3 separate regions of the Homo sapiens genome follow, and all the other regions are linked to region 3. A link is an interaction called in ENCODE POLR2A ChIA-PET data of the cell type or tissue named here. Cell type or tissue: HepG2. All regions are shown on one strand. Each heading gives the region's core, and the rest is flanking DNA. Links, peaks and the distances in the headings are about the cores only. Region 1 overlaps SPTLC3 (serine palmitoyltransferase long chain base subunit 3). Region 2 overlaps SPTLC3 (serine palmitoyltransferase long chain base subunit 3). Region 3 has its middle 25 kb from the start of LINC01722.

Region 1 (5,500 bases), core at 395-5,394, 110 kb before region 3:
CTTCCAGAATCTTTGAATACTCCATTATATTTCTGTAGTTTCACATACAGCATGCTTTGAGTTTTTTTGAGGCAAAAGCCACAAAAATTCCCATATATTTGTACTCTAGATATATGCATATTTGTAATTTTTCTGGCGGAACATTTAGGAGTTATCTATAAGCCTCTACCTCACCTTCCCTAAGAACAGGACATTCTCCTATAAAAAATCACAATTCAGTGATCACATCCAAGAAGTTCAATGCTTCTACAATACTATCATTTGATAGACAGTTCAAATTTAAATTTCCCCAACTTTTCTAATGATGTCTTAAGCTTTTTATAGACATTATCATTCGTTTGATGTTGTTTGGTGCAAAATCCAGTCTAAGACCATACATTGCATGTAGTTGTGATGAGACACATTTTCAAAGGCATAAATTTGATTAATGTACTTGCTTACTTGCAATGAACCAGCCAACTTCCCATTTTTTTCTGAGGAACAATTTCAAACACCAGCATGATTGTCATTACATGGCTCATTGCCATTTGGCACCTGCTTTCATCTCTGGTCTTTTCTTTGACCACCATTCCATATTCTAGTTCCTCCAAACCTATGTATTTTACACATGCTGTTCCCTCTTCGTGTCCTAAATAATTCAACTTATTTATCTGTTAAAATTCTGTTCTCCTCTCACCACTTTTGCACAGACATTGCAGACTTTCTCAGGAAGGGTTTTGGGCAGCTCTTTGTCCTTCCTCGTATATGGGCATGCCTTTTCTATGGTATTTGTCCTATTTTATTCAGCATATTGTTTCCCCCATTAGACTCTAAACTACATAAATTTAAAATACATAGGTCTTGTTCATCTTTGTATGTCTTGTATCTTCCCTTATATGAGGACATAGTAGGTTCTCAATAATTGGTTTATTGAATGAAAAAATAAATGGGTAATGTAGGACAAATATTTTGTCCAAATAAATGCTTAATAAATATTAGCTCTGAGAAGTTGCAGATGGGAACTCAGGAGCCCAAAATTATGACTGCTTTGTTAAACTGTCATTGAAGATGAATTCTGACCCATGTCTAGGGCTGCAATTATATAATCAGCAATATCATGACAAGATTTGCTGGACTAAGCTGGCATACTTATTCAAAAATACCAATATCCAATCAGTTTCTCCTACGAAAAGAACCTTCTCAGCCATACTTCTTCTTTTTTTCTTTTTTTTTTTTTGAGACAGAGTCTCACTCTGTCACCAGGCTAGAGTGCAGTGGCCCGATCTCGGCTCATTGCAACCTCCACTTCCTGGGTTCAAGCAATTCTCCTGCCTTAGCCTCCCAAGTAGCTGGGACTACAGGTGCGTGCCACCATGCCCAGGTAACTTTTTTATTTTTAGTAGAGACGGGGTTTCACTATGTTGGCCAGGATGATCTAGGTCTCTTGACCTCGTGATCCGCCCGCCTTGGGCTCCCAAAGTGCTAGGATTACAGGCGTGAACCACCGTGCCCATCTCAGCCATACTTCTAACAAGGACCTACTCAGAGTTACAGTTCTTAGGAGTAATACAGTAGAAGACAATTAGGTTAACAATTCTCACCTTTCCAACTAATGCTGGGATATTCATTGAGTTAGTTGCGAATCCCATCCCAAAGACCATAGCTGCTTCCACATTCAGGAACTTAGCCACAAGGTCCTCCAACTCCTTGTGCTTATCCAAGGTGCCTGCACATAAAATTACATGAGAAGTGAGCCTTCTCTTTTCAACAAGGCCAAGATTGAAAACTCAAATTCCAGTACGTACACATCACCAAAAGACCTATACAAGAGTGCTTGTAGCAGGAAGATTTGCCATTGCCCTAATCTAGAAACAGCCCAAATATTCAACTATTGTAGAATGGAAAAATACAATGTGGGGTATTTATACAGTGGAATTCAATACAGCAATGAGAAAGAATGAACTACTGCTCCACACAACATTGTGGATAAATCTCACAAATCTGTTGTTGAGTGAAAAAAGTCAGACATCTAAAAAAGTACAGGCTGTATCATTTCGTTTACATAAAATATGCAACCAGACAAAACAGATCTGCAGTGTTAGAAGTCAGGATAGTAGTTACTTTTGTTAGGAGCATGAGGATGGTTTTTAGATTCTCTGAATGTTCTATTTCTGCATTTGTTACATAGGTATGTTTGCTTTGTGGAGATCCATTGAGCTGTATACCTATGACTGGTGCACTTTTCACCATGCTGTAAATGAAATATAATTTACAAAAAAACCCCACAATTCTTCTCTCTTTTTACTCTACATCTCACAAGTAATTAATTAAATTATAACCCCATCAGAGTTTTCCCACACCTAAATGCAAAACAGATCCCATGATTTCCATAGATACCAATAAAACTAGTTATAATTTATTGAACCTTTGGAATGTACTAGATACTGTGTTAAGCTCACTGTTTAGGTTCTCTCATTTAATCTTAGAAGCCCAATAATGCAGGTATTTTTACTTCACAGATAAGAAAACTGAGGCTTAAGAGGTTACCAATAAAAAGCAACAGAGATAATCTAGTTTAACTCCAAAGTTTAGTTTTTATCTCTTTACAATCTCTTACATACTTGCCCTTTGATCCCTTCTTAAACATAATCCCCTTATGCTTTGCTACAGCAAATGTTGATGCTGCCCGTATTTTCTGTTTGCTTTCACTTGAACTCCTAGGTCTGCACAGTCCTATATGGTAGCCACCAGCTACATGTGGTTAGTGCAATTGAGAAACTGAATTTCAAATTTTATTTTATTTTAAGTAACTTAAAATGTAAAGCTAAAGCATAGTAAACTGCATTTCACCAACTGCAAATTTATTTTTTGATAGCATTACATTTCATATTAATTATTGGAAATTTAATGTCTTTATGAAGATGTGCTGTAAGTGTAAAATATGTACCATTTTCTGAAGCCATAGTACGATGACAAAAAGAATGTAAAATAGCACATTGTTTTGTTTTTTTTTTTTTTTTTTTGAGATAGAATCTCGCTCTGTCATCCAGGCTGGAATGCAGTAGTGTGATCTTGACTCACTGCAACCTCAGCCTCTCGGGTTCAATCAATTCTCCTGCCTCAGCCTCCCAAGTAGCTGGGACTGCAGGTGCATGCCCCCATGCCCAGCTAATTTTTTGTATTTTAGTAGAGACGAGGTTTCACCTTGTTGCGCAGGCTGGTCTCGAACTCCTGAGCTCAGTCAATCCACCCGCTGTGGCCTCCCAAAGTGCTGGGATTACAGGCGTGAGCCACTGCACCTGGCCCGATATTTTTTTATAGTGATTACACATTTAAATGGCAATAGTCTGCATATACTGTGTTAAAGAAAATGTATAATTAAATTGATTTTACCTGTTTTATTACTTATTAAATATGGCTATTAGAAAATTTAAATTACACATGCGTCTTGCCTCATGTTTTTATTGAGCAGTGCTTTCTGAATGATATAACATAACAGATAAATGTACAAGTGGAGAGATGCTGTAATTTGCACACACAGAACGTAGGAGCTGTTGCGCAGATTTAAGTTACGGAAGTATTGTTAGCATGTTTAGGGCCGCTATAAACATACTTTCTTCTGCCTAAGGATCAACATAGTTTACTATACAAAGTATGATATAAGAATTTATTTAAATCTGTACGTTAATTTTCTTACTGTGCTAAAATGGTAAGAAGGTATTGAATGGTCAGTTCTAACATTTATATTGCATTTCATGTTGAAGAGGCACTTGGTGATCTGTGGCCTTCATGAGAGGTCACACTGAAGGGCCTTGCTTTTCAAACTAGAATTTGTTTATCCCCAAAGTTATTAGAAGGCATAGTAAAACAAGTGTTCTAGGCTGGGCGCGTGGCCCACGCCTGTAATCCCAGCACTTTGGGAGACTGAGGCGGGCAGATTACCTAAGGTCAGGAGTTCAAGACCAGCCTGGCCAACATGGGGAAACCTCATCTCTACTAAAAATACAAAAAAAAAAAAAAAAAATAGCCGGGTGCAGTGGCGGGTGCCTATAATCCCATCTACTTGGGAGGCTGAGGCAGGAGAATTGCTTGAACTTGGGAGGCAGAGGTTGCGGTGAGCTGAGATCGAGCCACTGCACTCTACCCTGGGCGACAGAGAGAGACTTCATCTTAAAACAAAAACAAAGGCCAGGCACGATGGCTCAAGCCTATAATCCCAGCACTTTGGGAGGCCAAGGCAGGCAGATCACGAGGTCAGGAGATCGAGACCATCCTGGCTAACACGGTGAAACTAAAAATACGAAAAATTAGCTGGGCGTGGTGGCGGGCGCCTGTAGTCCCAGCTACTCGGGAGGCTGAGGCAGGAGAATGATGTGAACCCGGGAGGCGGAGCTTGTAGTGAGCTGAGATGGTGCCACTGCACTCCAGCCTGGGCGACAGAGCAAGACTCCATCTCAAAAAACAAAAACAAAGACAAAAACAAACAACAACAACAACAACAAAAAACAAGTGTTCTAGTAGTCAATCTGACTCAAGATTTGGTGCAATGTTAAAAGTTTACATTGTAATTTCAAACTTTGTATTATCAAAGATATATTATGGAACAGAAAGAGAAACTGATATTTGGGAATAAAACATGGGCATATCATTTGCCAGATACGCGTTTACCTAAAAGAGGCTTCTTCCCAATGGGAATGGTTCCAAGAACAGACAGTGAAAAGGCCAACAGCCTGGGCATGAGGAGACTAGGTTCTGGCTTTAGGTCTTCTATTACCAGCTGTGTGGACTCTGGCTACCTTTCCTGAAAGTTTGCAGAGGGATTGAGAAAAATGCCATTTTAGGCTTTCCCGATGTTGCACGTACTATTTCCTCCACATAAAACCATTTTTTGCCCTTCATCTTTTCTCTAATGCCTTTCTCAGCTTCCCCAGGGAAAACTGGTCATTTTTCTCTTCCAAGATTGAATAACATTTATCATATGATGATTATAGCACTTATTAAGTTGAACTGAGAATGTTCCCAGGGCAATCTTCTCTAGTACAGAAAGAGTCCTTGGGGTGCAGATACTGTGTGTGAGATGCCATGACTTCCATAGATACTGACAATAGTATCATAGATGGCCATAGTGTCAGACATTCTATGATGGTGTCATAGATGTTTGTCTTGGCAACCACAGTGTCTGCCACAGTGCCGACACATAGTAGGTACTTGTAGAGTTATATGGGGCCTTTTGATGAATAATGAAGACAGGGCTGAGCTTAGAGTAGGAGGTGGCACAGGGAAGAAGATCAAATGGCCATTCAATGCCTAGGCAACAAGGTGACTAGCCAGTGAATACCAGCTTGAAGACACTGATTCCTAGAGAAGTCTTCTAGTAAAGACACAGGGTGCCCACACTTTGCCAACTTGATATATTTCCCCTTTCCTGCCCAGAGGGTCAGGAAACTGGCCCAGTCACCCAGAAGTGCATGAGCAGAAGTTCATGATGCATCTCCATGTGTCTTTCTCCACCGTTAATCTT
Region 2 (5,500 bases), core at 390-5,389, 130 kb before region 3:
TGTGTGTATTATTTTGTTTTTAACATTTAAGCCTAGCAAGAAAAAAATGGCCGAGGTTTATGGGCATATTTTTTAGACTGATTATATTTGTACTGTGTATTTTTTGCATTTCCTAAGCTTTCCCTTTTTTGAGAAGATGAAACTGAAATACTTAGGTCCAGAATCCAATCTTAATTTTAAAAGATGGAGATGCTACTTAACTGCTGGCTTGACTGTTATGCAATGTTCACCAGGCATTAGAAACACCATTTAAAATGCTCACAAAAGGTGACATCTAGCAAAGCTAAATCTTTGAGGTCAGGAGTTCGGGACCAACATGGTGAAACCCAGTCTCTACTAAAAATACAAAAAATTAAGTGGGTATGGTGGTAGGCACCTCTAATCCCAGCTACTTGGGAGGCTGAGACAGGAGAATTGCTTGAACCCAGGAGACGGATGTTGCAGTGAGCCGAGATCACACCACTGCACTTCAGCCTGGGTGACAGAACGAGACTCTGTCTCAAAGTGAAAAAAAAAGATAAATCTAAAGCTGCATAGTCAGTACTGGTTTTGACCACTACAGACAAAGCTCTCAAGAAGCGTATGTGCATTGGCTTATCACTCACTGGTCTAGGCTCAAATTAGCTGCAGTTCTTGGTCTCAATGGAGAGCCCTTCAACTTTGTCTTTGAGTCTCCAGTCTGTGCTCAGATCTGTTTTAGGGCTTCCCCCAAAGCTGAGTGAATGCATTAGTGGCTGCATTAACTTTTCCACACTGCAACTCTGCCACATTCAATGAGGCCACAAGATAGTTCTTTGAAATAGAGTTGTGAATATATTTGTGTGTGTGTGTTTCTTTTTAATTATCAAGTACATTTAAGCAAACCACATTTAAATAAAGGTGACTTCCTATGACTTGGAGTGGGATAGGACAAGTCAGAATTTGATAGTGCAATATCAGAACCTCATCTCTGAGAGGCCCCTGTTAGCATGGCACCTTCCAAGCTGTCCTCAGCATCCACCCACTAGAGACTGGGTATCGGGTCCTGAAATTCAGAAAAAGCATGTGACATGAATAAGATGCTGCATACTAGCAAGATCTCTTGGAAATCCAAACAGTAGTGTTAATACACTATTTGACTTCCTTTAACATCCTTAAGAAAACATCACATAAATAATGAAAAAATAAAGGAAATATATAATGAAATAATGAAGAATTAAGGGAATAATTCTTTATTCAAATATATAAAGCCTTAGGTATTAGATATAGTATGCTACCTGTATGCTACCAATAATATCTGGCATGTTATCAGAACCAACAGATACAAAAAAAAAAAAAAGGTCATTTTCCTTTCCTTTCTTTAATCACTAGCCAGAAACTAACTCTTTAGGTGCTTTGTCAGTTTAAATGTGGAATTAATCAATTTCACCAAGATCGTAAGGACCCGTGAAAGAAGAATTGGAAGAATGGTGGATCTTTGTTTTATTTCATGCCACTTTCCTTTTCTTTGTTTTTTTCTCTTTTTATCTGCAAAACAGGCCTCCTGATATCCTGGCATCACTATTGTGTTCTTTTCACATAATATTACCTAATTGACAAATTTACAGAGCTTTCTTCAGTTCTTGTTCTACTTGACCGTGGGCAGCATTTGACACAATTCAACACACACTTATCTTTTAAGCTTCTTCCCTCTGCCATCTGGACACCATTTTTCATTAGTTTTTCTTATTCCTTTTCCCACTATTTCTAGTATTCTTTGTGAGCACTATTTCCTCTTTTAACCCATTTTCCTTTTATGTTTTCTCCTTGACTTTTTTTTCTATTTTCTCATTAATCTTCCAGTGGTTCTCAACCTTCAGGATGAATAGAAATAATCATCTGGGTAACCAGTTAAAATGCAGATTCTCGAAATTTCTACTCAGAGATTTTGAATCAGTTGGTGTGGGTCAGGGCCCAGACGTTTGTATGCTCAGTATCCCTGGGGTCTGGAACCCATAACGCAAAGCGAGACCTCTACTTTGATCGATATAATGTTTTTCTTACCATTTTTTAGACAAATATGGGAACCTCAAACCCATTTCCAAGATGGAACTTGCTGCAGACTACATTACTGGCCCATTTTCCACCTCATTTGAGTTCCTTCTTCTGTGACTTTGCAGTCCTTTCCTCTCACCAGTGGAGAACGTTTCCCTGCCCCTTGGCTTGGGTTCAGCCAAGTGACTTGCTTTGGCTAACGGAATACAGAGAAGAGACAGTTTGCTAGTTCCAAACCTAGATCTGAAGAGGTCTTATGCATTTCTACTCTTTCTCTTGTGCTTCTGCTAGTGACAGGAAAAGAAAATGCCCAGGCTAGCCCCCTGGTCTCAGGTTGGCCCTGGGAGAGGATTAATGGCACGTAGGGCACGGTTACCCCAGCTCACCTGCAGCCTCCAGTGAGAAATACTTGCTGATTATTATTGGCAACTGAGGTTTGTTCCAGTAATAGTTGCCTAATACAATCTCGAATGGCCCTTCCTGATATAGCCTCTGCCTGTCTTTCTGACATAGTTTGTCAACATCCCCCAACACACAGCCTCCTGATTCTCCTCCATGCTTTTTTTCCTCTTGTCTGTCTGGAGAATGCTCACTCATCACTGAAGTCTTAACCCAAACTCTTCTCGTCAATAATACAGAACAGAGTTAAGGGCTTCCTCCTTGGTGTCCCTCCCGACTTGTCTATTATTTTTTAAGCACTCATCGCGATGTTCGTTTTTTGCTTTCATGTCTCTCTTCCATGAAGTCAGGGACCTCGTCCTCATCCTTCTCGCCCTAGTCTTAGTACACAGTACTAGGCTCAATCATTACCTAATAATTGCATCAATGTTCTTTTCCTGGAGAAAGAACGTAGACTAGGAGACAGGCAAGGAAATGCCACTTGTGGATAGAAATAAGAATTATTAGAAAAGATAAATATCTCCTACCTGCAATATATTTTCAAAAATTGATGGTATCTTTTGTTTTGTTTTAAAACGAGCAGATAGATATTTTTTGAACGTTCCCAAGAGCGTGTTTTAGCGTACATTATTAACCACTAGATGGCAGCCAAGGAAACAAAAAGCGGCTTTCTTGTTTTGAAATTTTCAGTTAATAAACTTTCACCTATTTGGGTATCTTCTTTTCACTTTTGCTTTAGGCAGAGTTCCTAAAATATTGAAGAAAACCTTGCGACTTGGAGAACCAGTCTTCCTTTCCTATAATCTTTTATTTATTATGTCTATAATATTTTATACTATTATTCATCTTCTATAACCAAATCCTCTGAATGGAATAAAGAGATGGTGAATAAAAGCATTCCTGTTAAGAATGTTTTCCCTTTGGGACTTGGAATTTATAAGTTTTTGTGCAGAAATGATAGATGGTAAATGTGGCTCCGACGACACTGGAATAAAAACTAAACCCAAGTGAACTAAATTAGTAGTCATTTTAAAATGAATATTCTAAGATTTGGAAAAAATATGTAAATTCAGAGGCCACTGTGTTGTTTTTGCACCAAAAAGGTCACATAAACACGATGGATTAATCCAGAATTTTAAAATGAACACCACGAGTCCTAAAGAGAAGCTTTTCTCCATTTTTAAAAATAACACGCAAGACATGAAAACAAGACTTTCGGTGGCCGCGCTGTGTTTTATACATTTTGCGGAGGGAAGCAAGAGGAATCCCAGTCTTTTCCAAGTCAGGGACTTCGTTGTGTTTGACTTGAATGGAGATAGCCATGGGAGTGGCTTTTGGTGGAGTTCACAGCCCCCCAGGGTCAACACACCAGGATTCTTGAGCAGAAGGAAAATCAATTAGCCATTTTTTTTTTCCTCCTGCAGGGGATGAACTCTCCGACCTCTTAGAATCACAGAAGCTACACAGGAAAAGGGAAGACTGCGCTCGGCCTGGATTCTGGCCCCACCTTAGCCCCTGGCATGTTCCTCTCTGGTTCTCTGTCGTTCTACAAGGCTACAGTGCGTGGGTTACAAACCCGCAGATTTAAGGGATTGTGATTTATGTTCTGTAGGCCTTATGGGATTCTACCGTTTCAGCAAGCTGCATGCTTACATCTGCAAGGGATTTTTTTTAAAATAATGATGCTTATTAAGGCACTTACACTTGCATTATGTTAATCCCCATGACACCTCTGAGAAGTAGGGAAGGACTGTTAGGTTTTTGTTTTTTGCAGATGAAAAAAACAATGCCAGAAGTTTTGTTAAAAAAAGTTCCCCAAACAAAAGCCCTCCAAACAAACCTGTTCTTGTTGATTTAATAAGAAAATTCTGAGATACGGAAATTAAAATAAAAGTATAATTTTGACACCATCTAGGCACACACACACGGTGCTATGGTACAGTGTGGTTCTTGAGTCACAATGACACACCACGGACTTAAAATGACCACTATTTGAGCATTAATAATGCCTTGGTGTTACTCAGCACAAAATTTGACTCACTAAGGAGGTTTCTTTTGGTTTGTAGAGGACTAAAAGGATTGAGCTGGTTTGGTGGTGTATTAGTCCATTTTCACGCTACTGATAAAGACATACCTGAGACTGGGTAATTTATAAAGAAAATGAGGTTTAATGGACTTACAGCTCCACGTGGCTGGGGAAGCCTCACAATCATGGCGGAAGGGGAAAGGCACATCTTACGTGATGGCAGACGAGAGAGTGGGAGCCAAGTGAAAGGGGAAAACCTTTATAACACCATTAGATCTCGTGAGACTTATTCACTACCACGAGAACAGTATAGGGGGAACCGCCCCCATAATTCAATTATCTCCCACTGGGTCCCTCTCACAACACATGGGAATTATGGGAGCTACAATTCAAGATGAGATTTGGGTGGGGACACAGCCAAACCCTATCAGATGGTTATAAATATCTAGCTATAAGAAATGAAAATGTGGAGACCATGTTCTGGTGCCTAGTGCAAAACAGTCCTAGCCTTTTGCCAGCATAGTTAACTGGATTACTGAATTACTAAATACTTGGAATAATCCAACTATGTGTCCAAAGCTACAATCAGGCTTAGGTGACAAATGCTCTTAGCCAGCCTGAGCCTGTGCCTGTTCTTACATTCAAAACCCTAATAATAGCAAGCCTCCTGGATCTGGAAAAGCTGAAGATGCAGTTTTGTGAAAAGAAAGCACAAGGCAGCAAGGGACCCAGAATCTTCCAAGAAGGTAGGGCATAGTTCATAGTGTGTCTTCCGGAAGAAAAAACCCAGACATTTAGCTTTCCTCTTATTTCACTGTCAAATGGCAACACTGTTGCATACATCAGGGCTTCCTCCTTTCTCTTCTCTTGTGCAGCTGTGGGTTTTCCAAAGGCCTAGATCTACTGTGAGATCTTCACTCACTGCCCATTTCTCAGTGCCCCTGCTCCCTCTCCTATGGATCCAGGAATGCGAGATTGGGGCTGAAACTCAGCCTCCACTTTCCATATGCTCCTGGTGTGGTTGGTGGTTTATTCTTTGTCATCCATGACCCCACAAAAACT
Region 3 (5,500 bases), core at 283-5,282:
GAACGTGGAAATACCAATTTACAGAGCTATTGTATCCATAAGGCAAGAACAGGATGCTATAAAATGGAATAAAGTGTATGAAAGAATCATTTTAAGTAAAAGAGACAAAAAGTGAAGAAATTCTTAAAATGTAGAACAACAAGAAAACAAGACAGAAAGTTGTAAAGAAATAATAAGAGACATAAAGGATATATCAAGAAGGTACAACAGCGAGCAAGTAGTTATGCCAGAAAGAAAGAACACGGGGAGTTGAGGGTTCTAAATTATCTAAGAAGCAATATAAAAATATTTTTCAGAGCTGAAAGAAAAGTTTTTTTAAATAGAAAAGACTCATATCTAGATCCTGATTATGAAATATGAGAACACTAAGGATGAAGAGGAAAAAAAGTTATTTCAGCAATAGAATTATTATTAAAAGCATAAGATACTGTGAAAATAAAGGAACAGTGTCTTTGGATTGTTGAAGAAAAATAATTTTCCTTCTTCCCTTTATTTTTTCCTCATTTACGTCTATCCATCCATCCATCCATCCATCCATCCATCCATCCATCCACCCATCCATCCATCCATCCACCCATTCATCCATCCATTCATTCATGTATCCGTCCGTCCATCCATCCATCCATTCATGTTTCCATCCATCCATCCATGCATCCATCCATGTATCCATCCATCCATCCATCCATCCATCCATGCATCCATCCATGCATCCATCCATGCATCCATCTATCCATGCTAACTCATCTTTCCTGGTTTTTCTTTCATAGTCTATGCATTCCTGAGCTGTTTCCTTATAGCAGTTGCTGTGTGCATTATAAACAGATCTGTCAAATTTTTCCTCTTAAATCCAAACAATATTATTTGTTCTTCTAGTATGACATTTGTTTGTTGGACTGTTTTTAGATCTGTATTGGAATTTTTGTCCTTGTGGTTTGTTTTTGCCAAAATATATTATTATAATGAACATTATACTGAATCTTGCTTTTTTTTCTTACATAATGTATCATAAACAGTGCACAATGTCAATATGGAATTAATTAACTCTACTCATTCGCTTTCTAATAGTCACTTGTAGGGATTTACCACAATTTATTCATCCACTTGCTCATTAAGAGTCATTCCATTTTTTTCTAATCAAGTTCTAGTCTCTTCATGTAGTAGAGGTTCAGAGAATTAAGTGGCCAAAGTGGGAACCTGGAAAGATCCAAATAATTATAGTGTATTTCAGGAGATTACACTGCATGACCCTCTCCACTCAATCAACTTTCTACACAATATCCCATTTCTACACAATATCCCATTTCTACATAGATCTTATCACTGCGTATTTGCTTATCGCTGGAAAACACCCTCCAGAGGTAGCAGCTTAGCTTTCCCTCTAGAGAGAGGTACATGAGTTACACACAGTGCAAGGATATATTTTCCCTCTTGGACTTCCAACTACTTTTAACTCATGTTTACTTCCCAAGCAAGTGACTAGAATGACAAACTCCACAGATCTCTATCTTGTTTTTAAACATAACATACAATCCTGACTTCCAAACAGGTAACCTTAAGTATATACATAGAGCTTACCTGAGTGAGAGATGATGAATTGTAATTTAATTTTGCTTCCTAAGCTAATTGCATAAAGCTATATGCTACCTTTTTTTAAACCTGAGCTTTATCTACTCAATAGATAGAAAGACACGTTTCAGTGAGCACTATATTACTTTGCAGTGTGAGAAATAAGTGCAAACACATCAGTTTTATTTTCAAAGCCAATTTTATGAACCATGAGCTTAATCAAAAAGACATTCACTAGAGTCTACAATAAATACTTTAAATATAAAAATATGGTATTTGAGAGTAATATTGGCTTTGTCTGCAGCAAGACTAAAATAATGTCCTTTTCTTTAAATTCACCACTGTTTTCAGAATTTTTGGCCACAATTTAAGTATTAATGTTATCACATTAATTGTCTTTTACAGAAATTAGTAAATTGATTTAAAAATCTAAGCACATTTATTTTCACCTATAGTTTTTTTTATTGCTCACTAATAAGCTTTTTTCCAACCACGATTTCAGCCATTGTATTAATTTTGATTGATTCCACAGATAATAGAAATAAGTGTTTTTAGTTGTAAGTTTTATTTTCAGGAAGGGTGAGTGAATGCTACATTTTCAGTGACCTAGAATTTTTTCTAACTAAGACAGAACTATTACAAAATAAGACGCACAGGTATCACATGTTCAGATTGTGAGTTTCAGACAATTGTATAATATGTGTACTACTACCCCAAATAATATGCAAAGCATTTGTATTCCTCCAGGGAGTTCCCTCATGCTCCTTCCAGTCCATTCCCCACCCTTCCCTTCTCATCTCTCCCCAGGCAGCCACTATTTGATTTCTATAATTTCTATAAAAGATTAACTTTCTCTGAATTTAGATTTCAAACACGGTAAGTGAAATCACAGAGCACATACTCTTTATTTACTTAACACATTTTTGATACTCAACCATGTTGTGGTGTATCATAGTTCATTCTTTTTATTGTTAAATATTCTATTATATGAATATTCTATAATTTATTTAATATTTTTTGATGGACATTTGGGTTATTTCCAGTTTTTAGATATTTTGAACACAGTTGCTGGACATATTATTGTACAAGTTTCTCTGTGGACTTAGGTTTTTTTGTGTTTTGGGCAAACACTTAGTGAAATTGCTGGGTCATAAGGTCAAGTTAAACATTGCAGGAAATTGCCAAAATGCTGAGAAGTGACTTTTCAACTTTATACTCCAAGCAGCGGTGTACAAAAGTCATAGTTGTTCTATACCCTTGCCAATGTTTGCTGTTATAATGCATCCCATGATAAATGTTATTTCCTGGTTCTTCTTCCTGTCTTTTATTTTATACTTTTCCAGTTTCTCCTACTTTAATTGATCCTACACTGTACACCAAGGCTCACTGTTCTAAGGCACAGCTCTTGTAAGGTAATAGCTCAAAGTCTTCTTATGGTTTCCTAGTCACAACCTTAGCCTGACAGTGAAACTTCTCTGTGATCTGATCCTTACGTACATCTCTAATTTTATTTCCCAATCTCCCATATGTAAATTCCACACACCCTGCATTCCAGCCAAACTAGCTATAGCTGACTGTTTCCTAACCTGTTCCCCAGTTCTTGCCTCTCTGCTTTTTTCATGCTATTCTTCACCATCAAGTCCTTCCCTACTATGTCTAATCTCTGCAGCCTATTTCTCCAGAGTCTCGGCTCAAATTGTAACTTGCTATGATGCTCACTGCTCCAAACAGAAAAATCAAGCTTCAGAATCCCTATAGAACTGAATTTTTGCCTTTGTGTTAGGCCGTTTCACCTTCAACTTTTATTAGAGTTCATTTTCTCTATGCCTTTAGGTCTCTTCCTAGCTGTAAGCTAGTTGGTGAGGATAACACTCCATTTCTTCCCTGCTCATAGCAGGCCCTCAATAGCTCTTAACTGAAGGAATGAATAAGCCGAGTGAGTTGTAAGTGGGAATGGCGAGTGCTGTTTATTACCAGTGGTGGCCACTTATTTTTAAATGGCTATTATCTGGGTGTGGAAAATGAAATACACACCCTACCCTCCTCCCAGCCTGTCATGTTCATTGCCTGATAAGTATGTGAGCCGAGGATATCTACTGAGGTGAAAGTCTGAGCTTTGTTGTTTCCATTTTTGGTTTGTTTGTTTTTTTCCCTCTGTCTGCCAGCCCCTCTCTTCGCATCACTGTAGGAAAGGAATCAGCTCTGAATCTTAGTTTCCCAGCTTCAGGGGCTAGTGGGTCTGTGGAAATAGTAGCTGTTGAAAGTAAATACTTTTCTGTCTTTTGAGAAAGTCTAAACCAGCGGTTCTCAAACTTTTTGGCCTCAGGACCCCTTGACACTGTTAGAAGTAACTGAGGATCCCAAGGGGATATATTCACACAGGTTTTTATCTATCAGTGGCTTTGTGTTTGTTTTATGAATCTCTTTAATAGCTTAAAGAAGACAGCTGGATTCTCAGGTCTGCTCTGTGTTCATTCATTCTATCCTGGTATCACATTATGTAGTCTCTGGAAAACTCCACTGTACACTCCTGAAAGAATAAAAAAGGCAAATGGTGCCTAACATTATAATATCAATATTTTTGATCTCTCAGACTCTCTGAGAGGGTCTCAGGGACCTCAAGACTTCTTGGATCACGTTCTGAGAACTGCTGGCTTAATTTGAAGAGATTGTGATGTCCGTGGCTGGAGTGAGTATAATGGGGAAGGGAAGATGCCTTTAAGGAAGAGAGAAGGGTAAACTTTTTCTTTACTGGAAAGGGACCTACATCCTCTGGGTGGCTACATTCTGGGAAGCAGCCAGTGCTTCATGGGGTATGGTCATGAGGTCCATCTGAGAAGGCTAGGTTGGGGTTGGTTATCAACCTTGGTAAAGCCTCCCAGCTCCTAACTAAGGCCTGAAATCTCAGCGGTGTCAGGCTCCAGGAAGCAGGATGGCTTTGGTCCAGGAGCATCTCACTTGTGACCAATGTTGACTAGAAGGGCCTCTTCAAGTGTGCTCAAAATTTAAGTTTTCAGGAAGCCGAGTATGGCCTCCCAGAAAGTTTTGAAACTTTTGAAGGCAATTTTGGTTAATTAGGAAGGGTGTGCTCCTGGCATTGAGCCATTTAGCTCTGTGCACTGAAGATGGTAAACACCTCCAATGCACAGATCAGTGTCCCACAGATTTTCAGTGGCCCCAGGCATTCATGAGGATAAAAAGCTTGCTTATAATCTTTCTGGTTTGGAATCTAATTCTGTATAACAAATGAAAAAAAAGCATTTTTTGGCATAATTTTCATATACCTTAAATTTTTCAGAAATAAATCATTATGTGAATCATGGGAAATTCTACTTGTTTTGTTTGGAATGTTATCCAGATTATTTTACCATTTTAGAAAATAACATTAAGGCAGCAATACTTATGGTAATTGAGCCACCACTACTACACACCTGGACTCATCTGCCTTTGTAGCTGTGGCATTATATGTACAGATACAACCCTCATATCATTGCATTATATCTTCAAATTTAATCATACTTGATTATTTGCAAATTTATATACATTTATTTTTATTAGACATTTGTCTTATGTTTTATTTGTATTATAGTTTAATATATTGATGGTTTTAAAGATTTTGTGTCTAGATAGGTCATGTGATCTATGAATTTTATTTCAACATTGTAGGGAACATTAAAATAAGTTTGGTACAAAAAAAGTGGTGAATCTGAATCTGATAGGGAACCCTAGAAGGAGGAAACTGAGGAGGGAACCCTAGAAGCTTCGTATGACCTTAGGTGAAGGCAGGTTGCAAGTGAGAGAGAGCACCAATAATGACTTCAGTAGATACAACATTGGTTTATTCATGTTTTCCTTCAAAAAATACATTATACTGAAAGAACATAACAAAAAAAGAAAACTACAGACTAATATACCTGTTGAGTACAGATGCAAG

The links. ChIA-PET counts read pairs that join two places held together with the same protein. Peaks named below come from ENCODE experiments on the same cell type or tissue, not always from the same donor. Only the 100,000 strongest peaks of a DNase experiment are listed, where the experiment ranks them.
Region 1: POLR2A ChIA-PET joins it to region 3 with 19 read pairs; 3 of 35 experiments call an interaction of 5 or more read pairs at or near these places.
Region 2: POLR2A ChIA-PET joins it to region 3 with 11 read pairs; 3 of 35 experiments call an interaction of 5 or more read pairs at or near these places.

What each region holds. Positions count from the first base shown.
Region 1 is chr20:13,087,288-13,092,787 of GRCh38, reverse strand. It overlaps SPTLC3 (serine palmitoyltransferase long chain base subunit 3), which reads right to left. Exons shown (of 12, transcript NM_018327.4): 5 at 1,581-1,705. Among named protein-coding and RNA genes, the nearest start is that of SPTLC3, 81 kb to the right of the region's middle. In HepG2, for the core only: no CTCF peak of the experiment used is centred there; DNase peaks (open chromatin) are centred at 2,217 and 2,647.
Region 2 is chr20:13,103,594-13,109,093 of GRCh38, reverse strand. The region is part of intron 6 of SPTLC3 (serine palmitoyltransferase long chain base subunit 3); the gene reads right to left. It also overlaps a transcript of TASP1 not described here. Among named protein-coding and RNA genes, the nearest start is that of SPTLC3, 97 kb to the right of the region's middle. In HepG2, for the core only: a CTCF peak has its summit at 3,051 (motif pointing right); a DNase peak (open chromatin) is centred at 3,063.
Region 3 is chr20:12,975,046-12,980,545 of GRCh38, reverse strand. No RefSeq gene overlaps it. Among named protein-coding and RNA genes, the nearest start is that of LINC01722, 25 kb to the right of the region's middle. In HepG2, for the core only: a CTCF peak has its summit at 1,373; DNase peaks (open chromatin) are centred at 1,375, 2,795 and 3,685; H3K4me3 peaks cover 2,182 bases.